Regions from separate parts of the Mus musculus genome. Here regions 1 and 2 are each linked to region 3. The links are chromatin loops, found by intact Hi-C in ENCODE. Cell type or tissue: gastrocnemius. All regions are shown on one strand.

Evidence for each region. A loop is a pair of places that touch in the nucleus more often than their neighbours do. Peaks named below come from ENCODE experiments on the same cell type or tissue, not always from the same donor. Only the 100,000 strongest peaks of a DNase experiment are listed, where the experiment ranks them.
Region 1: a loop joins it to region 3, with 3 times the contacts of the local background. A loop is called at or near these places in 16 of 42 quality-filtered maps.
Region 2: a loop joins it to region 3, with 3 times the contacts of the local background. A loop is called at or near these places in 14 of 42 quality-filtered maps.

What each region holds. Positions count from the first base shown.
Region 1 is chr2:18,671,223-18,679,222 of GRCm38, forward strand. Commd3 (COMM domain containing 3) reads left to right here and starts at 1,213. Exons shown (of 8, transcript NM_147778.4): 1 at 1,213-1,381; 2 at 2,673-2,784; 3 at 2,903-2,966; 4 at 3,059-3,093; 5 at 3,434-3,494; 6 at 3,587-3,643; 7 at 3,728-3,787; 8 at 4,645-5,009. The coding sequence starts at 1,243. The coding sequence ends at 4,704. It overlaps Bmi1 (Bmi1 polycomb ring finger oncogene), which reads left to right and starts at 5,796. Exons shown (of 10, transcript NM_007552.4): 1 at 5,796-6,247. It overlaps Gm33355 (a long non-coding RNA gene), which reads right to left and starts at 1,182. Exons shown (of 2, transcript XR_374026.2): 1 at 1,114-1,182. In gastrocnemius, no CTCF peak of the experiment used is centred here; DNase peaks (open chromatin) are centred at 1,146, 4,769, 5,526, 5,945 and 1 more place; H3K4me3 peaks cover 5,218 bases; H3K27ac peaks cover 4,164 bases.
Region 2 is chr2:18,763,623-18,771,622 of GRCm38, forward strand. No RefSeq gene overlaps it. Among named protein-coding and RNA genes, the nearest start is that of Gm3363, 6.8 kb to the left of the region's middle. In gastrocnemius, no CTCF peak of the experiment used is centred here; a DNase peak (open chromatin) is centred at 3,523; H3K4me3 peaks cover 2,565 bases; H3K27ac peaks cover 2,728 bases.
Region 3 is chr2:18,388,362-18,396,361 of GRCm38, forward strand. It overlaps Dnajc1 (DnaJ heat shock protein family (Hsp40) member C1), which reads right to left and starts at 4,469. Exons shown (of 12, transcript NM_007869.3): 1 at 3,930-4,469. The coding sequence starts at 4,139. In gastrocnemius, a CTCF peak has its summit at 4,970 (motif pointing left); a DNase peak (open chromatin) is centred at 4,441; H3K4me3 peaks cover 2,276 bases; H3K27ac peaks cover 2,083 bases.

The DNA.
Region 1 (8,000 bases), 280 kb after region 3:
TGTTACTATGAAGTGGGGTACTGTCCAATGTGACAACGTGCAACATGACACTCAGACATGCTGACTTTATTCATTAATAACAACCATTCCCCCACAAATAAGCATCTAAATTAGGAAAAACAAAAGTGTTTCAAGTTGAAACTGTCGTTGCTCTGGGAGAGTAAAAGACAATTCTTGCTCTACGGCCCTTTTCTTCATTCTTTCAAAACTGGATTTTTTTTTTAAGCTTTCAAATTCTTTTAATTAAAAAAAATGCCTAATGTGTCTTACTTACTTTGGGGTTTTCTTAACAAAGAACTATTCTTGTCCTCCTAAACCAACCTCGTATTAAAAAAAAAAAAAAAGAAAAGAAAGAAAGAAAAAGAAAAGGAGAAAGTTAAACTTTATACAGGATTTGTCTTTGAAGTTATGAGTCGCTAAAGAAGTAATTCATTTATACTAAAGATCTTGCCATTCCTAACCGTACTTTAGATGAGTATCTCGTATTTATTTACGAAGACTCTATTGAGTAATTAAAGCCACGGACGTAGTGAGTTTAGGAGCACAGAATTTATATGACAGAGTGCTTTCGAAAGGTATTTATTCGCAGTAGCATATAAAATTTTTTAATAATCCTGTCAAATATGTTCATGAATAATTTATTAATCTCCCAATTGTTAACTACCGGGCGTGCACACACCCGCCTGTGTCCTGCACATCACGCAGAAATCTACTGCCATGTTCCTGAAGTGACAAAGACAAGGTAAAACTGGTATATTTAAGATGTCCTCAGCCTCACAAAAGGGCAGCGCTGCGGGTCAGGCTGGCGAGTTAACACACGCACTCAGTCTCCCGTTGTCCCGAAGCCCAGCTTCTGGCCACACTCGCGGCGGCGGGGTTCCCGCGCCTCCCTGCACCAGGCCCAGTGGGGACAGAGCTGGTGCGGTCCCAGGTGAGCGCCAAGCGGGACCAATGGGCGTCCGCGCTCGCCGCGGCCGAGGCCAGCGCCTCCCAGACCGTGCGAGAGGCCGGCGCGTCCCGCCCGAGGCCCGCAGGGCGGCTGAGACGAGAGGCCCAGCCGCCGCCCGAGCTTCACCCGAACCCTCCCGAACCTCCCCGAGGCGTCGCCCGAACCTCTCCGAACCGTCCCGAGCCGTCGCCGAACCTCCCCGAGCCGCCCCGCCGCGGGTGCGCGCGCCCGATCAGCTGGGCGCGCGCCCCGAGTCACGTGGTGTGCGTGTCGAAGGTCACGGCGCGCTCACAATGGAGCTCTCGGAGTCTGTGCAAAGAGGCATCCAGACGCTGGCGGATCCCGGTTCCTTTGACTCCAACGCCTTCGCGCTTCTCCTCCGGGCGGCTTTCCAGAGCCTGCTGGACGCCCGGGCGGACGAGGCCGCGCTAGGTAAGCGGCTCTCCCGCCGCCGCGGCCTGGGCGGAGGGGCGCCCGGCAGAGCCGCCAGCCCGGCGCCTTGGGCACAGCTCCGGCCCGGGCAAGTCCCCGGTTTTCGCCCAGCCCGACTGTGGGGACCCGAGCGGGCCCTGAGCGCCGCTGTGCCCCCGCAGGGCACCTACACGGGGCCAGCTCTACGCTCCTGGCCTGGTTTCCCTGCCAGACTGTTTCTTTGTTCCTTTGTAAAGCCGTGTTCAAGTCTAGTTTGTGGCCTAAATGTGTGGGGGTTTTCAGCCTCCTCGGAGGCTGCAGCTGTTTTGACACTTGGACTTCAACTGGGGAGGTCCTGTGATTCAGCCTCCCCCAGCTGGGCTGGAGGGGGTTGAAAAGGCAGTTTCCGAAGCAATGGCTGGGTCAGACAGCACTGACATTTTCCAACCTACAGAACACCTCCGGATTCTCTGATCACTCCAGCACGGGCGTTCAGAGTGTTAAGCCCAGGTTATTCGTCCAGAACCCTCAAGTAGGGCGCCTAATGTTTTGTTCTGCAGCGGCTACCAGGAAGAGAGACTATTTAAAATGTCTGGTCGCAGACTGCAATTGTCATAATGGATTAAGAGCGTACTTTAAGACAAATCACTTCTAGATAATTCCCTCAAATCTATCAACACATTCCAGAACTCCTTGGGTCTCCACACCCCCCCCCCCCGTTTCATACTAGATACTTGGACAACAAGTATGAAAGTGGAAGCTGTTCTTAAAGCCCCCCCCCCCCCCCAATTAACCACTACCTGGTTTATCTCGAAGCTGTGTGTGTGTGTGTGAGAGAGAGAGAGAGAGCGAGGAGAGGTGGGGGGACTTGAAGATATTAATGGGATTTTGATATTTCTGTTGTGCATGCTAATGTATGCCCTCCTATCAAGCTTCTTTGATGTATTTATGTTCATGGAGTCAATTGCTCTAAAATGTCTTTTGAAAGTTGTTCATTTTGAAATTTACTGTGTAAACTACCTTCAGTTTCTCCTTTGCTTTCAGTCCATCCAGCAACCACTGCCCCCCCTTTCTTTGAGGTATTTAAAAAAAAAATACTAAGACGAAATAAAAGAAGGTAATTGAAAAGAGAGTGACAGCAGATTATTGATGTATTCTCTTTATTGTTTTGCAGTTAACCTTGTTCATCTCATCCATTTACAATTGAATTTTTGTTATATTTTCTAAAGAGGAAGTTTTACCAAAACCAAATATTCCTCTTAGGAACAGGGGCCTAAAGGATTTGTAATCATTAGCAATTAATTTATTTTAGATCACCCATACTTGAAACAGATCGACCCAGTGGTTTTAAAGCATTGTCATGCAGCAGCTGCAACTTGCATCCTGGAGGCAGGAAAGCACCAAGTTGACAAGTCTACTCTAAGGTACAGACTTTATCTAATGCCCGCTTACTTTGAAGTGGTATCTTTGTCATTGTAATTTCAGTTTTTAAAGATAGAGACTAAACCTTGCTTTATTTCCCCCCCCTCCTGCCCCCTTCAGCACTTATTTAGAAGACTGTAAATTTGACCGAGAGCGAATAGAACTGTTTTGCACCGAGTATCAGGTTACTTACTTTAAACTTTTAAATTAACAATTAGTACCCACCCCCTTTTTTCCTGCTGTTTGCAAAACTGTGTTTTCTTTCTCCTTCCCCAGAACAATAAGAATTCTCTAGAAACCCTACTGGGAAGGTAGGTACTGTGTTAGGTGTCAAGCTGCGGAGCTTTTCCCTTGTGGGTAAGGAATGGAGTGTGCTGATGGGAAACAAAACTGAGCCAAAAAAATTGGGATCCTGACCCAAAATAAAGGGCCAAAGGGCAAGTGGAATAATTGAAGTTAAGCTAATGTTTTTTTCAAGATAGAGCCTGACATAATCTTAGTAGGTGTGCTTTCACTCTTTTGAACTTGAAGATGAGGTTCAACAGTCTTTAAGTTCAGAGTGGAATGAAACGAGTTAAGAAGAGAAAGACACCATTGAGAAAATCCTGAAAGTTTTTCTGTAGATACTACAAAATTATCATTGTCTTTCAGTATAGGCAGATCTCTCCCTCATATAACTGATGTTTCTTGGCGCTTGGAGTACCAGATAAAGGTAAAGATAACAAGCTTTTCTGTAGAGGGAGTTAGAGGAACTTTTTTTTTAAAAAGGTTAGAGTTAAAGACTGATGTTTTGTGTTGTTTTAGACCAACCAACTTCATAAGATGTACCGACCTGGATATTTGGTGACCTTAAATGTAGAGGTATGTATAGATCCTTGTCTAAAAATTATGTGTAATAAAAATTTTCATTTCCTTTATATAAACAAACATTTTTTTCTTCCATAGAACAATGATTCCCAATCCTACCCAGAGATTAATTTTAGTTGCAACATGGAACAGTTACAGGTACAGTATTAGGACCTTTAAATGTTTCTTTCAGTGGGCATTTGAGAACTGTTATGGAGACTTTATAATATTCCCAGCATCAGGTAATGAAGGTTGGTTTAGGTTTTAATGGCAAAGAGAGAATGGAAAGCAGAAATTTAACATAGATTTCACTTTTAAAAGTAACATAGTAACATCCCCAGTAGCCTGCATTTACTGGTGCCCCTAATTGAAAAATAACTTTAAAGTTTGAGTTCAGCACACTTTCTTTCATTCCATCATGCATCTGACTCATAAAACTGAGCAAAAGTAAGAGATTGGAGAATGCCTTTCACAAATTAAACTTCCAAAGTTTTAAGCAGGAGTTTTAAATTACCCTATAAAGGGAAAGTTCACACAAGTTCTTAAAACTGTTAATATTTTCAGTGTAAAACTGAAGAAATTAAAGTCTTCGTTGATTGATGGATATGCTAACGAATTTCTTACCAATTAAATAAAATGAAGATCATTCCTGAAAATTTGAATGAAATTAAATGTTCCAAAGACATCTGTAGTCACTTTAGAGTAAATATTAGCGAAACTTTAAACAGAAAATGTGTGTGAATCATAACCTTCCTTAGAGAAGTTGAGAGATAATTTAGATATTCTCAGCCTGCAAAAATTCTGTTAGAAATTCCCTTTTAACTAGAACTTGAATACCTGATTGGAGGACCAGATCCAGCAGAAGAAGCGCTTCTTTTCCAAAGGGCTTTGCGAGCTGTTGAGCTCCCGTGGACTCCTTAGGTGTTCTTCCTTCCGACTGTGTTCTTGCAGCTGCTTCAGAGTTGCTGCTTCCTCACTTGTATGCCCAAGTTGTGACATGATTGTACATCTTTTAGGACTTGGTGGGGAAACTTAAGGATGCTTCAAAAAGCCTGGAAAGAGCAACTCAGTTGTAATTTGGGGAGGCTGATGACCCCAGGAGCCTAGAGGAAAACCAGACGCGCCTTGTCTCCTGCTGGACCATCGTTCGCGCGAGCTGGATGTCATTTTCAGTGGAAAAAGAGCTAGCACCCTTTTGAAGTGATGCCAACCATCAATTTTGACACTTTTTTTACACATGTGAAATGGTTAAGAGGGAGACTCTTAAGCATCTGGATTTTCAGTATTACTCTTGCGTTCCTTCTATCTTGAGCGTCTTCAAGCCCTATTAAAGTATCGTACCCTGAATAAATACGGTGGTATTCCCACAAGAAGGGCGGCATTCTGTTTGGAGTTTGTGTGTGACTTTGACGACTGAGTGTGCCAAGCACATCTGCCCTGCGTGGGCTCGGACGCCTGCCTTGCCCCAGGTTAAGTGTTTCGGGAAAGGTGTGCGGCCGGGCCGTGCTCGCTGCCCGGCCCGCCCGTTACCTGCGCCCGGCCCGCCCGACCCCGCGAGCGGAGCCAGCCCGGCCGCTGCCCGCGCGCGCCTCTTCCCGGCCGCCAGCGGGCGGGGCGGCCGCTGTTGTTTCCGCGGGCCCGATCCGGCGCAGGTTCGGCAGGGCCGAGCCGGGGCAGCGGCCGGGCGCCCCCGGCGGCGGGCCCCGCGGACGTGTGCGCCAGAAGCAGGAGACATGGTGGGGGGCGGGGCGGCGTGCGGGGCCGAGCGGGCCGCGCCGGGAGAGCGGCGTGTGGCGCTGTGGAGAAATGCCTCCGTCGCGGCCCCGGCGCGCTGCGCGGGGAGGGGAGGGGGCTGGGCGCGCGGCTCGCGGCGCGCTGCGAGGGGAGGGGGCGGCCACGGGCCCGACTACACCGACACTAATTCCCAGGCCGCCCTTAAGGAATGAGGGGAGCACGTGACCCGGCGGGGGGCGGGGGAGGGGGCGGGCGGACTCCGAGCCATTTTGGAGCCGGTGTCAGTTTCCACTCTGCCTTCAGCCGTGCATTTTTTTCCACCCTCCCCTCCCCCTCCTGGTCCTCCCTCCCCTCCCCCGCCACCCGGCCCGCAAGCACACTCGGCGCCCCCCGCCCGCCCGCCAGCCCGCCTCCCCCACGCGAGTCTGAAATCATAATCGTAGTATTAAAGGCAGAGATCGGGAGAGACAATGGGGAGGTTGGCGAGGGAGCCCCGCGCAGGCTTAGCAACACCTCCCGGCCCCGCAGAATAATACGGCTCGGCCCCTCTGCGCGCCCTCCCCCGAGCGCGGCCGGGAGGCGGCGGCTGCGCCGAGGAGGAGGAGAGGCCCCGAGGAGGCGGCGGCGGAGGCCGCGCGGAGGCGGAGGAGGCCGCGCGGGAGGAGGAGGCCGCAGCGCGCGAGCAGGAGGCCGGCGGGGGAGCGGCATGAGCGGAGCGCGGCGGCCGTGGCTGCTCTCGGCCGCGCTCGGTGCCCATTGACAGCGGCGGCGGCGGCTCGCTCCAAGATGGCCGCTTGGCTCGCATTCATTTTATGCTGAACGACTTTTAACTTTCATTGTCTTTTCCGCCCGCTCAGATCGCCTCGCGCCGGCCGCTCTTTCCGGGTACGTAGGAGGCGAGGCGCCGACGGGCCGTGGCCGGGGACTGGTGGGGGTCGGGGCGGCGTGGAGGGGGGGGGGCGGAGGCGCTGACAGCGTGGGCAACCGGCCCGCGCCCCGCGCCCGCGCCCGCGCGCCCGCCGCCTCCCGCGGCGCCGGACGCCCCGCAGCCCGCACCAGCGCCGCCTGACCGCGCTCCAGCCGCTCCGGCCGCCGCCCGCGCCCGGCCGCGCCGCGCCGCCCCACGTTTTAGTTCCCCGCTCCCCCGAGCGCCCCTCGGCACCCTCGCGCCGCACATGGTCCCCGAGAGCGGCACTTGTGTCTCCAGCCTGCGCGGCTCCCGCGGCCGCTGCGCCCTTTGTTGAGAGGTAGACTTTGCTGAAACGGGGACGGGATCCCGAGATCGGGCGCTGCCTGGGTCCAGTGGCTTCCCTCCTCTCCCGAAGAAAGGGCTCTGGAGGTCTTTGAACCTCCAGGGAACGCCCCCATTTTATAGGGATGGGTACTGTGGGGAACAGCGATCCCGACGAGGTGGGTGTTAGGCTGGGGGGAGCCCCGACAAAAATGTTATTAACTTAAGTTGGAGGGACACTTGTGTGAAATTGGATGGCTGGTAAGATGGCGGTTCCCAGTTGTTTCCAAGGTCTTGTGCATTTGTGTTGGAAAGGGTAAAGTTTTCAAGGTGGTATTTGTTGGGAGTCGAGGACAGGGGTTCCATACGTACTTGGGGCGAGCTCTCAAGGAGGTGGGCATTTAAAATTTGAGCTTTGTTTTGGAGTGAAGCCGGTGACTGTACGTTAGCCTTGCTGAGCGCCCTTTCTCTCTCCACTCTCACCCCTCCTTTTTTCTTCTTTTCTCTCGAAGACACTACAACTTTCCCCTTTGCTGTGGGATGAGCTGAGACTTAGGTCCATTGCATTTTATAGATTTTGCTAAATGTCAGAATAGGTCATGAAGTAAGGGGATGGATGCTTCGGAGAAGGAGCACTAACGCGTTGATTGCTTATGTTTACGTAGTCATTTGGACTTGACAGCGCTGGAGCATGATCGTTTCCCCAGAGCTTTACAGTTAATAATTGGAAATAAACAAGGAGAGAGACTTTGATCATTCCCAATTGCAATAAAAGGATTTAGTGGGCTTAGTGGTCACGGTTCAATATCTGAAAGAGAATTGAGCATTAACCCCTTCGCTTTAAAGTAGGCAAAATTCCGGGCATATTTACCCTAATGCAGATGTGTGGTGGCAGTTCAAGCTATTTTTATAGGAACTCCCCCAACCTTTAGGGAGACGTTGTAAAACGTAGTAAAGACTTGATACTAGAGATTGTAAATTGTTGACCACATGAGTAAAACCAAGTTCTGAGACTATGTACATTTGGGTCCTAAGTACACTAGGGAGATAAAGGAGATTTAATCAAGAGGTTGATTTTTCTGTAAAATTATTATTATATGATGTGTTTATAATCTACAGTAAATTGTATTTATTTCCATGTCTTCTATGAAAGGGAAATAATTTACAATAATCTATGAGGGCAAATTATACTCTTGTAATAATATCTTTAAAACTATGTAAAAGATTGTTTATGCATGTGTAGACACTCAAATATAATCACATACAAACTTTTGCAAGGCATGTAAGCATTTGGATATATTTGATGTCCAGTCTACCACTAAGCTCATGAGGGTATGTTAAGTGTTCAAGTAGGCAAAGTTCTCCCCATCAGTCAAGTCGCCCCCAAGTTTACCCACGCTTTCCTTT
Region 2 (8,000 bases), 380 kb after region 3:
TACTTTCAAATTGATACAAATTCTACCCTTCTGGATAAAGGCTTAGAAATACATACTCAGATACTGAAATTTATTTTCATTACTAGGCATCAATCTAACTAATAGGTAAAAACATTCAATGATGTCTTCTCCTAAATAATAAGCAAAGACATTCCACTGCTATGTGATGGCAGAATACTGGATAACGGTCTAATTGGTTACCAATTAGGGAGTGAAAAATTGTGATTCATTCATGTAACTGTACTCAAAAATATAATTACATAGTAATTATAATTAATAATTAATTATAATTAAGGTAATTTTAAAACATACTCCTTATCACTGCTGTCTCCTTTGTGTTTTGTAGTTTTATTTATGCTCTGTATATTTCATTAAATAAAAAATTCAGGGATTTCTCCTCCTTGACCTTTCTTTTTGAATTGATCCATTTTATTGGTCTCTATCTAATTCATCCATTTCTCATGCAATCATTCTTCAGTCCTTTCTTGACGACAATGACGACGATGATGGTGGTGATGATGATGATGATGGTGGTGGTTTGGTTGTTGTGTTTTATGTGCTGCTCAGTTCACTCAATTTCCTTCCTTCTCATTGAAATCTCACCTGTTAAACAATGCCGGTAAGCTAGCTGTGGTTGCAAGTGACCTTCAGATATTTCTAACAGTTTGATCTGCTCGGGGGGGGGGGGTGGAGATTTGTTAACACTGAACATGTCATTTAAAATAATGTGACTCAGACACTAGTGGCATAAGAATTCTAAAAGTGTTTGAGTAATGGGACACAATTGCGGCCAGCTTTTGACCTACTACTGAGGCCAGTGCCTATTTTGTAAGTATAAAACTGCATGGTTGCTGAACACTGTCTATACTCATAAATTTGGGAAGAACTAGCAGCCATAAATTAAGGAGATACTCTTCTGTTCCTTTATTAAGATAACGTTTGATATTGCATAGATATGAATAACCTAAGATATCCCTAAATGTCTTTTTCTTTCTTTGAAAATGTACACATTATCTGTACAGCCTCGCTTCATTTTTTGTCATAATTAAATTCAGATGGGATGGCTTTCAAGTGCAAATATTAAAAATTGTAAACACAATAAGAGAAAAAGTTTTCATTGCAAACACCAATTCACTAGCTACAGATGTAGATGAAAGCAGATTATGTATTTTAAGTGGCTTTCAAGGCTAGAATTTTAAGCAGTAAACTGCAATAGAAAAGCAAGTTTGCAGGTATGTGATCTTTACCAAGGCCTGCAGCAGAAATCATTACATTCATGTGTTTGCAGATTATGTAACAGGTTTTAAGTGGCCAAGAGAGGGAGGATTTTGTGGTTAGAAAAGTGGAAATGTTCTATTTAACATCTGACCCTACTGAGTCCCATCTCGAATTACTGTTGATCAAATTACAGATGATTGGCAAGCCAGGTGGGAGGCAGAATGTGTCTGATGAATCTTCAATAAACATGTTGCCACAAACCTGTGCAATTATTATTAAAATCATGAACCTAATGCTCTTATATTTAAAATAGTGTCAAGAAAAATTGTTTTGCAAAGCACTGTGAGCTAGAGGTTGCGGTAAAAGGCTCATAATTTATCTTCTCCTAGTGATTTTAGAACAAGCAAAACAGCTTTGTGAAGATGCACTAAAACATATAATTAGAGATCCAGATTAACAGTTTTATAAGCATAATTGAAAGTATTTTTGTTTTACACAAACATGCATCTCAACTTTTCATACTTCCAAATGTTGAAAGCATGTAAGAGCCTATGATCTAGGAATTAGCTTGTATGAGGAAACACCAATTGAAACCAAATAAATAGAAGCCCAAACTTTTATCTCTCTCCCAAGCCCAAATATTTGGCAATGATTCTCAACCGATTGCCTTCTAAACTAGCACTTTAATGAGACAGTAATCCAGAGCCAAAACAGAGAGAGAAAAAAAAAAGTTTGTCATGGTTGTGAAATCTTTAGGAAAGTATACGTAACACCCAAACACTGCCAAAGAAAAGCTAACCTTGAGGGCAATTTTAAGTGTTAAGATTTGATGAGAAGATGGAATCCCAGGGCATCAAGAGCAAGGAGAAACAGAAAGGAAAACAGATACAAAGTAGCACGTTAGTGAACACTTGTGAGAAAGTACTGCTGACTGTTCCTAAACAGAAAGGAAAACAAATACAAAGTAGCACGTTAGTGAACACTTATGAGAAAGTACAGCTGACTGTTCCTAAACAGAAAGGAAAACAGATACAAAGTAGCACGTTAGTGAACACGTATGAGAAAGTGTAGCTGACTGTTCGTTCTGCAGCTTTCAGGCAAAGCTCAAGCCTTGGGAGTGTCCGTGGTAGAGACTGATATGCCGGGTAGTGTTTGTTTTCTGCCTCTGTGAAGGTTTGTCTCATACTGTTCTAACTCACCTTGCGCTGGGACCTTGGGCAGATAGAGGCAGAACATTCCACCATCAGGGCCCCTATAAGGAAGCAGGGTTGAATCTTTACCCTCATTTGTTGGGGGTTATCTGTCAGGGAGGGAACAGGAGTGGAACCCTCCGCAGAAAGGCCAGCCCTGGACACCACGAAGCAGAGGTGGTGGTGAGGTTGGTGGGGCTAAGTAAATCTGGAGAAGTACATCAATTGCTCTGGGTGTTCTTTAGGCAACAACATTGCCATATTGTTCTTTAGGATATTTTCTTTCTATTGTTGGAGTGAATCTACTCTTAGAGGACTTAGTTCTGAGAAGGATGCTTTTAAGGCTCATGTAAATTTCCTAAGCAGTAAATATTTTTTTCCTATCAGCTTGTCTCTCAGTCACCTACCCCCTAGCAGCAGCTTCTCCCCCAAAACAGACACCCTACTTCGGCCAACTTTTGAGGACATTATTTTACTTACAGTTTGAGCAGAATAAACTTTATATACCTTTAGATTACACTTCTGTGAATTGTGGCAACTGTGATGTAATCACCACTGCTTTTGAGCTATAAAGTTATTGTCCAGCCTGCAGTGTACTACTTTCGTTTTCTGGCCAGGCAAAGGCTTTGTTTACAGCTTTTAAACATGGACTCTAGTTGGTCGTGATCTTTTCTGCGATTTTCCTCATGTTATGTTTTCAGATCCTTGTGAGTTGTTACCTGTATTAACACTGAGTTAATGCTAGGTTCCTTCTTGAGGGTGTGATGTGCTTTTAGACAGTGTTACCTGCATTATCCTCATTACTCCTCACCATCCTGACCAGAACAGCACTCCACTGACCAGAACAGACACTGGTAAAACCTGCTCCCTGGAAGTGGGCGCAATCACCCTCGGATGCAATCCAGGCCCAGAACGTCCCCGAAGCTGGAGCTGGGCGGCCGCTGGGCCACTGGAGTGCGCAGATGACGGATCCTCAGGCTCACAGAAGGTAGAATCCTGGCCAGAAAATAACCCGAACTCGGTCTAAGGCAGCGGTTCCGGGAGCAGCATGCTTATAAGAGCAAGGACAAACCGCACTACACCCGGCGTTTCCCTCCGCGCGCGGACGGCTCTACTTCCCGGCTGGGCGCTTGGCTCGGGGATCGTGGGGCTCGTAAGCTCTCCGTGGGCGCCTTTCCCGATGTCGTCGCTGGGCTTCCCGGGAGCAGGGGTGGCCGCGCTGCCGCCGCGCGCTGCACAGAGCTGACCTTGTTCTGCGCGGTGTCTGCTTGAATGGCGTCGGGAGTTGGGGTCGGGACGCGTGGGCCCAAGGCGCCCCGGCCTGCCATCCCCTCGGGCCCCGCAGCGGACTTTCGTTTTGTGCTGAGCGCCAGGGCATTGTTCCCCTACTCATGGACTCACCGGGTGGCTTTGTCTGTCGGCCTTCCTGGGGCGGAAGGAGGGCAAAGGCTGGGGCGTGGATTTGGATTGTGCACCACCTTCTCCTTTAGCTTTGAGCCACTGGCCGTTGTCCCCTTTAGGGTTTTGATCTTTGGGTTTTATTGTTTTCTTGTGCTCAAAATTGCGTACAGAAGCTAGTTTTCTGGCTCTTTGCACCATCATCTTGTGTTAGGAGAAAGGAAAGAAAGGAAGGAAGGAGGGAAGGAAGGAAGGGAAGGAAAGGAGGGAGGGAGGGAAGGAAGAAAGAAAGAAAAGAAAAGAAAAGAAAAGAAAAGAAAAGAAAAGGAGGAAAAGAAAGGAAAGGAAAGGAAAGGAAAAAGAAGAGAGGAGAGGAGGGGAGAGGAGGAGAGGGGAGGGGAGGGGAGAGGAGGGGAGGGGAGGGGAGGGGAGGGGAGAGGAGGAGAGGGGATGGGGAGAAGGAGAGGAGAGGAGGAGAGGGGAGGGGGAGAGGAGAGGAGAGGAGGAGAAGAGGAGAGGAGAGGAGAGGAGAGGAGAGGAGAGGAGAGGAGAGGAGAGGAGAGGAGAGGAGAGGAGAGGAGAGGAGAGGAGAAGAGAAGAGAAGAGAAGAGAAGAGAAGAGAAGAGAAGAGAAGAGAAGAGAAGAGAAGAGAAGAGAAGAGAAGAGAAGAGAAGAGAAGAGAAAAAAGAATATGAGGCCTCCTCGGGATGGTGTGCAACCCTTGGCAGAAGCAATGTGACCTCGGGGCCTAGGGGAGGGAATTGACCTGTGTTAGAATTAGGGTTAGGGGTCCTATGATTTAAGACTATCCAAAGCAAACGTGGGAAGAAACTGAAGTCTAAGAAGTCATCATCTATTTGTTCATACAACCTGTCAGGAATGAGAAAACAAATAAGTAATAGCAAATAAATAATACCAGCAAGGCGGAATGTGAGCTCAAGGCTGGCTTTAGAACTACTTTTCGCCAATTACCTCCCACAGTCATGACATTTTAAACCTTTTGCATACAGTTTATGTATTTGCTTATTGGTTTCTCTCCTTCCTGTAAACCTACTAAAAAAAAAAAAAACAAAACAACAACAACAACAACAAAAAAACACAGGAGTTCACTTTTTTTCCCTGGAGCCTAGTATGTTATTTGGCAATATATACAGCATTGCAGATATTTACTGAATCAGCAAGTTAAAAAAAAAAAAGCATTACTTAAAGGTCCTGTGAGTTGAGGATAAACATACCACAGGACACAAGGAAAATGGTTCTTAACTCGCTTTTACTTTTTGACTCAAGAACTCATAAGGAAGAAAAAGATCTCTTTCCTCTCTTCTTCTTCTCAGTCTAGGGACTCTGATGTGAACTCACCTAACGTGCACAAGGAAAATGGAAGCCCACACTGTTCTTCACTGATGTGCAGTTACAGAGTTCCCTCCAGTCTGTGGCACTGCCAGGAGTGTTCATGGCCAGCCACTGTGAGTCTTTGAAGAGTACCTAGACAACATTATACACTCTTAAAGACACACCTGGAGGGTTGGAAACTGGGCGAACCTCCCTAGTTTAGAGAAAAATGATATGAAGTACTTAAGTGGGATCCCCTCCCCCCATCTCAGACAAGCCAGCTACCCACAAGGAATTCTCCTGTATCAATTTGTATTTCTTTGGAAGTTTTGGTTAGGCAAAGTCTGCAGCTTGGCTGGACAGGCTTGTAATTCCTATCAGACCATCTCTCCATAAGAAGTAAATTTAAGATTTCATGTATTAATGTTACGATCATTCCAGTAATTATGGCACCCTAATATGGAACACTAGAGACATCTTTTGAGGTCACGCTTTCAAGTGTATCTAACCAGTGAACTATGTAACCAGTGAACATCCAGTAGTGTCAGGGACTGTCACTGGTGCCACAGGTACAGCAGGGAGCAAACAAAGGTCTCCCTGCTCTCCAACAGCATTGCATTATCACTGTGCTTTTTCTCTATTTTAATCATTAATTTGCCATCTGCCTTCTTGACTAGCTGGGCCTCTTCACTAGGTTTTTTTTCCCCTTTCCTATTTCCTGTCTCTCAATTCATTCAGAATATAAATTTATGAAATAAAATGTGATGGAGGGATGGCTCATCAGTTAAGAGTAATGACTGCTCTTCCAGAGGTCCTGGGTTCAATTCTCAGCAACCACATGGTGGCTCACAACCATCTGTAATGGGATCTGATGCTCTCTTCTGGTGTGTCTTAAGACAATGACAATGTACTCATAATAAATAAATAAATCTTTTTAAAAAAGAATGTATAACATCATGAGAAAATGTTTAATAAAATAGTGGTAGGAGAAAAAATTGTGATGAAATAAAACAAAGAAAATAGCCATTTAAGAAGCTAACTTTTAGCAAAAGGATTATTGTTTTCAAGTTTTCTTTTTTATAAAGTCTGAATATTCTTTCAGTTGGCTGTGGCGTGAATGGAAATAATTACTATCTAGTCAACTTCTATCCTTCTGTAAGAATGTTTTTTTTTTTCACCTAAACTTTGATCACAGCCAACTTTAAAATACACCACAAACATAATGTGGAAAATAGCAACATTGAGCATGTAAAACAGATGCCCTCAAGATTGATTTTCTTCCTTCCCTCCCTCATTCTCCCTTCCTCTTTCTTTCTCTCTCCTCTCCCTCTCTAGGTCTCTGTCTCTTGACAGAATCTCACAGGACAGCTCAGCCAGGACTCAAATTCGCAGCAACCTTCTTCTGCCTTAGTCTCCAGGTGCTGCGATCACAGGCATAAACCGCTATCACAGACTTCTAGGAAAAATTTTAGAAAGTAGTAAATAATACTAGCTTAGAGGTCTGGGTTGTGTGAGGAGATTCTAGTGTATAGCTCAGCCTGGGAAGGAACGGTCAGTCTCAATTTATTTTCGTTGCACTGTCCTTGATTTTCTGCCACTTGTTTGCTCTAAGTTTTCTCCCTTTACTCTGAAGTACTTGCTGCCCTCAATGTTCTCTGAAGACCATAGATTAAGTGCAAGTCTCCTCCTCCCCCATTGCCTGTTTACAGGAATTTTATTTCAGATTTGCTGAGACATTTTTTTCTGCGCGATCTCTGTTTCCCTCCTCATTGTCTTTGGGCTAAAGGGAGGATGTCAGGTGGTCTCTTCCCAACCTTCCTTTCGCAATTTCCCAAACAGTGAGGTCAGAGATGGATTATTGACCATGCTGGTGAGTCTCAGTGTTGGCTGGCATAGGAGAATCACTTGGGAGGCCTTTAAAAAAATACTGGTTCCTAGGCTGCCCTGGACCAGTTAATTTCAAATCAGTGGAATTAGAGTCCTGGTGCTGTTCTTGTTATAAATATCTAGAATACTACACGGAACGCCACTTCGGGAAGCCGTGCCATGGGTAGCTCAGATGCACGTTTATTACAAGAGTTCTCAAGCTTAGTTCCCCGTCTCTACCGTACATGGGCTGGGATTATAGGTGCGTGTCGTTAGTGGACGCACAGTTGGCTTATCCATAAATTAAAACGCTGATGGAAGAACCTTCTAAAGTTCTTTAAGATCTAAGTTTTAATGTACAATAGTTAATTTTAGGAAGATAGTTTCACCAATCCCCCTTGCTTTAAAAATGTAAAATTACTGTAAATGCACACATTAAATGTGTGTGTCTATGGGGACACCACAGCAATCAATGTTCAGAGCATTTTTATCACTCCCAAAGTTCGATCGTGCCCCTTTGCTGGCGATCCCCACCCATCAGTCTCAAACAACCTGTGATCTGTTTCCTGCCACTATTGATTAGCTTGCTTTTCTGAAATTTATATAAAGGCTCCAGGGCAGAGGATGATTCAGTAGATAAAAAGCTTGCTGTTCCAAACATGAGGAACTGAGTCTGGATCCTTACCACCACATAAAAATCACAGTGCTGGAGAAGCAGCAACAGGAGCATTCGTGGGATTTGCTGGCCATCCAGCCTGACCTACTGAAAGAGAGACCCTGCCTCAAAATCTACCATGGAGAAGCAATTGAGGAAGAAACTGGGCATAAAACTCTGGCCTCCACACACATGCACACGTGCATACAAATATTTAAGCACATAAAACCTTCATATATACTACTTTCTGGTGTCTGGATACTTTGACTCTGCCTCACGTATTCTTTTTGCAGTGTGCCTATTTTTGCATTCTTCCATTAGGAGTGGGGTCTGTTCTCCAA
Region 3 (8,000 bases):
ATAGAGTCAATGCCTTATAACTTCTCATTTCCTTCAGAAGCCTCTGTGCATCTGCTATTTATATATACCTATTTACATTCACTATTTTGTGTTCCCATTGCAACTAAAGTATTAACCTATATGAGGCTAAGGGTTTTGTGCTTAAGATCCAGTGAATACCAAATAAGTCTTCACTGAATAACAACACTGGATAGTTTTGCTACTTCATCTGTTCCAACATCTGCTAGTCAACAGGAGATTGCTTGGCTTTTGAATATCACACATTAAACCTTAAACAGATTGAGTTTATCTCTATTACATATTTGGTCCCTTGAAAGTCTTCCAAGAAAGCTAAGATTCAAAGTAAAGAACATTCCAATCTATTTTCCATTGTCAATAGAATTAAGTTCCTTCTGGCTTTCTTTTCAATTTCAACACAGCTAAACACAGAAATACAGATTAAAATAATTTTCTGAATTCTTTTCAAATTTTCCAATTTGACCAAATCTTCTCAATTATCTATATGTATTTCCCCATCGTTCCTAAAAAGGTTAAGGTCTCTAGTTGTTCATACTAATTCACTGCAAACTAAATAGTATGAAATTACAAACCATGATAGTACAGAGGAGGCCAGGTAACTAATCTTTTTAAATTATGTGCATACTGTATGGGTTTTATATTCAAGTACAGTACCGTCAGAGGCCACATCAGGTGTCAGAACCCCTAAAATTGGAATTATAGGCAATTTGTGAGCTAAAATACACAGGTACTAGGAAATGAAATCCATTCCTCTGCAAGAACAGCAAGTTCTTTCTTTCTTTTTATTGTTCTTGATTACTTAAATTTCTTTTTTTATTAGATATTTTCTTTATTTACATTCAATGTTATACCCTTTCCTAGTTTCCCCTCTGAAAATCCCCTATCCCCTCCCCCTGCTTCCCAACCCACCCACTCCCATTCCCAGTCCTGGCATTCCCCTATACTGGGGCATAGAACCTTCACAGGACCTAGAGCATCTCCTCCCATTGATGACCAAGTAGGCCATCCTCTGCTACATATGCAGCTAGAGCCACAAGTTCCACCATGTGTTTTCTTTGATCAGCAAGTTCTCTTTAACTACTGAACCATCTCTCCACACAGATATAATATAAATCTGAGCCCAACTAAGTCTACTGCTAAGTCTCTATATTCTCTTTAAAAGCTTAATTTCTACAAACTATTCAAAAGCATCATCAAGATTTGTTTTGCTAAGTTATTGTTCTACTTTGTTTTCTGTTGCTATGACAAAACACTGACAAGATAAATTTAAGGGAGAAAGTGGGTTTTTTGGCTTACATTTCCAAGTTACAGTCCATCTTTGAGGGAAGTCAAAGCAGGAACTGAAGCAGAGACCTTGTAGGTATGCTACTCACTGTTTTGCTCCCCGTGGCTTGCTCATCTAGCTTTTCATATAACTCAGGATCATCTGCCAAGTGGTGATACCACACATAGTGGGCTGGGCCCTCCCACAACAATCATGTCAAGAAAATGCTCCCACAGACTTGCCTACAAACCAACATGATTCAGGCAAGCTCTCAATTGAAATCCCTTCTTCAAAGATGACTTGTGTCCCCTCTAGCATTTGTCAAGGTGACAAAATATGAGCCAGTACAGTTATCTATAAAACTCTCACTAGCTACAGAATTTAATCAATCTTTTTAAAGATTTATTTATTTATTATATGTAAGTACACTATAGCTGTCTTCAGACACACCAGAAGAGAGCATCCGATCTCATTACGGATGTTTGTAAGCCACTATGTGGAAGGGCAGTCAATACTCTTAACCGCTGAGCTGCCTCTCCAGCCCCTGAATTTGATCAATCTTAATGAATACAAAACAACTATTTAGTTGACCTAGCAAGATGGCTCTACTAAATTTAATTCCTAGGACCCTCATGGAAAGAAAACACCAACTTCCAAGAGCTGTCCTCTGACCTCCATGTTTGCCATGGCACGCATAAAAAAATAGACAAACAAAAAATAAATGCAATAAAGAACATTCCTGGTGTTGCAAAGATGGCTTGGTGGTTAAGATCACTGGCTGTTTTTTCAAAGGCCCCAGATTTGATTCTCAACAGTCACAATGCAGCTCACAAATGTCTGTAATTCTGGTCTCAGGCCATATTCTGGCCTCAGTGGGTACTAGGCACAAAGGTGGTACACAGACATGCCTGCAAGAAAGCATTCATAAACTTTAAAAACAAAACAAAACAAACCTAGAGCAGCATTGTGGTGTGGTACTAAGAAGAAACATTTAAGACCCTGACAGAGGTAGACAAACACACACACACACTAACATGGAAGGGATTAGGCCAGGTATACTGGCACATGTCTTCAATTCTAGTAGTCCTTGAGGTAGGTGGATGGATAGCTAGCCTGGTCAACCTACTAAATTCCAGGCTAGTCAGTACAGCACAATGAGAAATCTTGGGGCTGGAAGGAAGTGGTAATTAACCTAAATAAAATAAAATAAAAACCAAAAAAAAAAAAAAAAAAAAAAACTGTAGAGGAATTACTTCCTATTCTACCTACCCTAGTTTTTTTTGGGGGGGGGAGGGGTGTTTTGTTTTGTTTTTAGTAGTTGTTGTTTTTGGTTTTGTTTTTTTACGTTAAAAAGTAAAATGCCTCTCCTGAGTGGGAAAAGCCTACAATCTCAGCATCCAGGAGCCTGAGGCTGGGGAATGACGGTTTAAGGGGATAGGCTGAGCTACATGAAGAACCTGTCTCAAGAACCTAAGCCCAAATAAATAGTCTTCAAACTTACATTTTCACTAATTATTGTTAAATACACTGCATTATCATTTACTCTGGAAATGAGGCCTATTTTTTCTCTATGAGCAGGAAGTGGCACAAGGTAACACAATGACCACAAAACCATTGTGTATAATATTTTTAACTCTTAAGAAATGAGAACTGTTAAGTTTAATACCATGGTAATTTTATACTCAATGATTTTATATGCAATCATGGAATTAAAATGCAATTATTAAAAATTAAATTTCTGTTTAACAGTTCAATTCATTTCCTTTGAAAGTTTCCTATTTCATAACTTATAGGAAGAGGTACATTTCTTAGCTAATTCTGTTAAGTGTGCCTTTTTGCTGCTGCTGTTGTTTTTGCTTCACAACTTACATCTTGTGTGAAGGACTCAATCATAGCTTGTGGAAGTCTCTCTCATTCCATGATCATGAAGTTATTATTAGTTATTAACATGTCTTCTTTTTTCTGTTCATTGTTTGAGGTAGTCTGAATAAATACCCTCACTCAATCACTTTCAAGTAGAAATAAAAGGGAACAAGAGATTTTACAAGTTAAAGACCCAAGTTAAAACCTGAAATGAAATCAATGGAGAGGCAAGGACGTATACACAAGACTATCCTGACCTCCTCTTTCAACAGCACTCCAAACACCTCAAACCCTGAAAGTGTCACAACTTCTCTAATGAGTTCTAGGACCAAGCGGGAGGAGGCTTCAAATTTTTCCAGATTTCTAACTGCTACACAAACACTAATAGCAGGCTTTAACGATTACAAAATACAGTGCAAGAAAACTGCTAACAGACGCTGGGCAAAATGTATTTCAGTCTTCCCAGAAAGGACGAGGGAGAGGGAGGCAGTTGGAGTAAACATATGTTTAAGTGGGAAGATGACAATTTGGGGTGATACATGGTTACTGTGTCACACTTGAGTGTTAAAAATCGGTCTGCCTACATCTCTCTTCCTTCTTCCTTCAGCACAGCTCGCGGGGTGGGGGAAGGATGGTCTCCAGAAAGCCAAAGAAAAGGTAGTTGCACCGTCCAGCCTAACACTCAGATCAGAAGTTCCGAAGTTGGGCCGACAGTGAGGAACTGGGAAGAGATGGCGGTCAAGTGGACCGGGCTGGGTGAGGAGGTCCGGCCCGCCGCGCTTACCTGCTGCACCCCGAGGAACTCGTAGAAGTTCAACTGCACCTCTTCCACCAAGTCGAACAACTCCAGGTCTCCGCTCTCCCAGGCGCGCACTGGCCGCACGGCTGCCAGCAGGAACAGCAGCAGCAGCCACAGCGGCCGCACCGAGGATGACTCCAACCCGGAGCGCCGGCGCTGGGGAAGTCGCGCGGATCCGAAGCCGGGAACCCACATCGCGCTGGGCTCAAAGAGGTCGGTCGGCAGGCAGCCACGCCGTGCGCCGGCAGAGAGCGGAGACGTGGCGGGTGGCGCGGGCGGTGCGGACGGCGCCTGTCAGTCAGGAGCGCGGGCAGCCGCCCGGAAGCGACCAACCAGGCTGCCGGCTCGAGGGAAGCACTAACTGCCGCGGAGCCGGCGGCTGGGGAGCGGAGACCGGCCGCAGCCCGCTCTCCCTCTCTAGACCCTCGCCCCGGCCTAGGAACAGCTGGAGAGCCAGCGCTGGCACCCAAGCGGCCGTGTGGGAGAGGTTTCCCCAGGCCTCAGCCTATCCCAGGCCTCGCTTCCGGTGACATCACGTCTCCTAGCAACTGTGGGGCGGGGGCGGGGCCGGAAGTAGGAACGCCAGGCGCTCTGGATTCTGGCCTCAGAGAACAGCTTTCCGTGGCTGGCTTGTAGAGCAGCTGCACGTGTGTCAGCGCTGGCTAAAAGAGGTGAATAATCAACAATCGCGGACCTCCTGGGCCAAGAACGCCTATCTGTAGGTTTTCTTCCCCATGCCTTCTACCTTGCCTTCCTAAGTATTGATATTAAAAGCATATTGGAGGGTCGATGTATTTTATTGCTTAGGGGCTTCTGTTCATGTGCATTTTGTTATTTGATCAGTAAAGGTAGGATGAATTGAACAATGCCTAAAACACACAGATCCACCCCATTGTGGTTTTGGAAGGTGGGGGCACAAAAAGGAATTTAACCAAGAAAAAAATTATACTTCTAAATATGAATTAAGATTTGCGGATATAGTCCATGCAAATAAGCAGCCTCTAATTTCCAGGAGATCTGAAGCCCCCTTCTGGCCTTTGTAGGATCCTGCACACACCTAATACACATAAATTCAAGAAAGCAAACACACATACATATAAATAAAATTTAAAATATTCTTTTAAGTCTGAAGTTTATTTCCTTAAAGTAAAACTAATCTTGGACCTAGTATTGACTTTTGATTAAGACCACTTCTTCCTCTTGCAGAGGACCTGAGTTCTGTTCCCGGTACCCATATTGGAGTGGTTCACAACTGCCTGTAATTCTAGCTGCAGTGATCCAGTACTCACCTCAAGCTTCCACAGGCACCTGTGCATGTGCACATACACATAGGCAGGCACATACATGTACATACAAGACCCATCATCTTTACCAAGTCCCTACATTAAAGCAAATGTTTGTTTATTCAATGAGTGAAACTGTCAGAAAATATGGCAACAACAAATTTTGTTTACCCAATGTCCATCCTTTCCATATTTGATCATATTATTGAATACTGTGTTATTTGAAAGTGGTGTGATCTTGCCACAACTGCAAACGTGTTAGTATGAGCTCTTAGCAGACAGTCCTGTATTTCTGTCTTGAACTCTGTGTTGTCCAAGAACTCTAAGGACTTACTCCATTTTCAGGGGACTTATCACTTTCTAAGGCCAGGCTGATACAGAAGTCGAGTTGCCTCTACTTTATTCTCTGAGACAATTTTCTTACTACAATTCAAATTTGTCATTTCCACATTAACTGTTGTGCTGCAGGAGGTAACACAATTGAATAAATCCTTTGTCAATGTCTGGGCTAAGGGCAGTTATCAGCTGTTTTCTTCCCTGGTGGCATTTACTGATCCTAGGTATGGAGTGATTCGCTTTGGTCTGCTCAGAGGGACTTTACACAGATAAAAAGAAAGCAACGAAATCTTTACTTTGAATTGTATGATGGACTAAGGTACAAAGAAGCCCCAAACATACAGTCAGCCGTCCCACAAGACGCCCGCTGAATATCGCTTGAGGTTGAGGAACTGTGCTCACTGGTCATAAGATTTGTGATAGCTATGCCCAGTTGTCAACTCCACTATAACTGGAGTAAACTACAATCCAGAAATGGAGGGCACAGCAGACACAAGCTTTTGATCTAGCGCTTCAGGCTGGAAGACACACATTTTTAATACAGATCTCGAGGCACCCTTTAATCTGCGCCATACTTTCTGCTGGAGGATTACATAAGAACAAAGGAAAAAGGAAAGGTTCACTCCTCTTTGCCTGCTTGCATTCACTTTGCCAGCACATCTGTTGGAATCTACTTCTTCAGGATTCCAGCTTATACAGAAGACCAGCTGAACTACTTAACATTGTGGGACTGAGCAACTACTGCAGATTATAAGTCACTCCAGTGTATTCTCTTTAGATAGATAGATAGATAGATAGATAGATAGATAGATAGATTCTCTTTAGATAGATAGATAGATAGATAGACAGACAGACAGATAGACAGATAGATAGACTTAGAGAGAGAGAGAATTTAGTCTATACGTTTTGTGATTCTAGAGAGCTCTGACTAATACACGGCTGTAAGTCTATATAAGGCTACCTAAAGGGAACGCCTACTTTAAATACATGGGCGTTATTCTTCACACTCAAGACCATGGCAGTTACTTCTGAAGTTACACAAAGAAGATCTCTAGGGCCAAGAGGATGAATGCTTTTCTGGTTCTTGCTCAAAATTTCAGACGAATCATGAAGAGAAAAAAAGAAAAACAGAAGTTGATTGAATCTTAATAACTCTGCATCCCAGTCACAATCCTACTCTTCTGTGATTATGTAGAAGATATCAGAAACTTACCCAACTTGTCTAATTTCTGTTTTAGTGGAAAATAAGCTATGGAATATAGTCTATGGAAATTTTGTGTAAAACTCTGGGATATGTGGTTGTTTTTAAGTGTAAGACATAACAAGAATAGGAAGTTTTGGCCAATGATAAAGAAGAAGAAAGATTAGAGAATCCCATAGATAAACCAGATGTTAAAGCTCAGATAAGATATTTGAAATGACTTATTACAAAATAAAGCAAAAGGTCATAAGATGGAGGAGGGGAAGGTGGGTAAAATATATAACAAGGTACAGAATTTTAACAGAATCAGTGGGAAAAATCTTGAAAAATACAATATATGAAATCAAGAACACAGTAAAAGAGTTAAACTGAAGACTAGACATAGTAGAACAGAAATTAGCGGATTTGGGGAAAGATCAAGACGATAAAAATACCCAAAGTGAAAGAAAAAGAATGGAGGAAGAACAGAATTTAAAAGGCAAGTTTGTAAAGAATAAACCTAGCATATGTATAACAAACCTCAAAACAATGAAGAAAGATACTCTGGAGCAGAAGTGACATTTGAAGGAATAGTCCGTTTTACAGAAGTGATGACAGACATAAAGCCACAGAAGCAAAACGACACTCAAAATGAATCACAGATCTAAATGGAAATGTTGAAATTTTAAATTCTTGGAAGCAAAATTCCAAGTGACCTATTGGCTATTAGTAACCTTTAGCCAATGATTCCTTAGATATGGCACCAATTGCATACATGCTAACAGAAAAGATAAATTACACAGAAATAATTACTTTTATGTTACAATAATATCACAAAAATTTAATAGCTGGAATAAATCCTAACTAAACTCTAAATATTTGTCCTTATACCAAGAGATAACTGTAGCTCTCACTCCTCATCAAAGAAACTTCTTTTTGCAACAGACAGAGACCATTACAGAAAACTACAACCACCAAAATGGGAGCTCAGTCCCAACTGACACATCTGTAAAACAACTGCTGTACTTAAGGCTCAAGGATCATCAGGGAAAGAGGAGGGAGATTGTAAGAGAAGCATTTGTGTCTGAACTGTATCATCCTGTGTCATCCTCAATGAGGATGATGACACCAATAGACAAGCTAGCATGGAAGGAGGGGAGCTCATAAGGCCTCAACCTCAGACAGACTACAAGGCTACAGGCAACTAAGGATCTGAGAGCAAGGGAAACAGCAATGGCCCACAATTAATGAATGGAT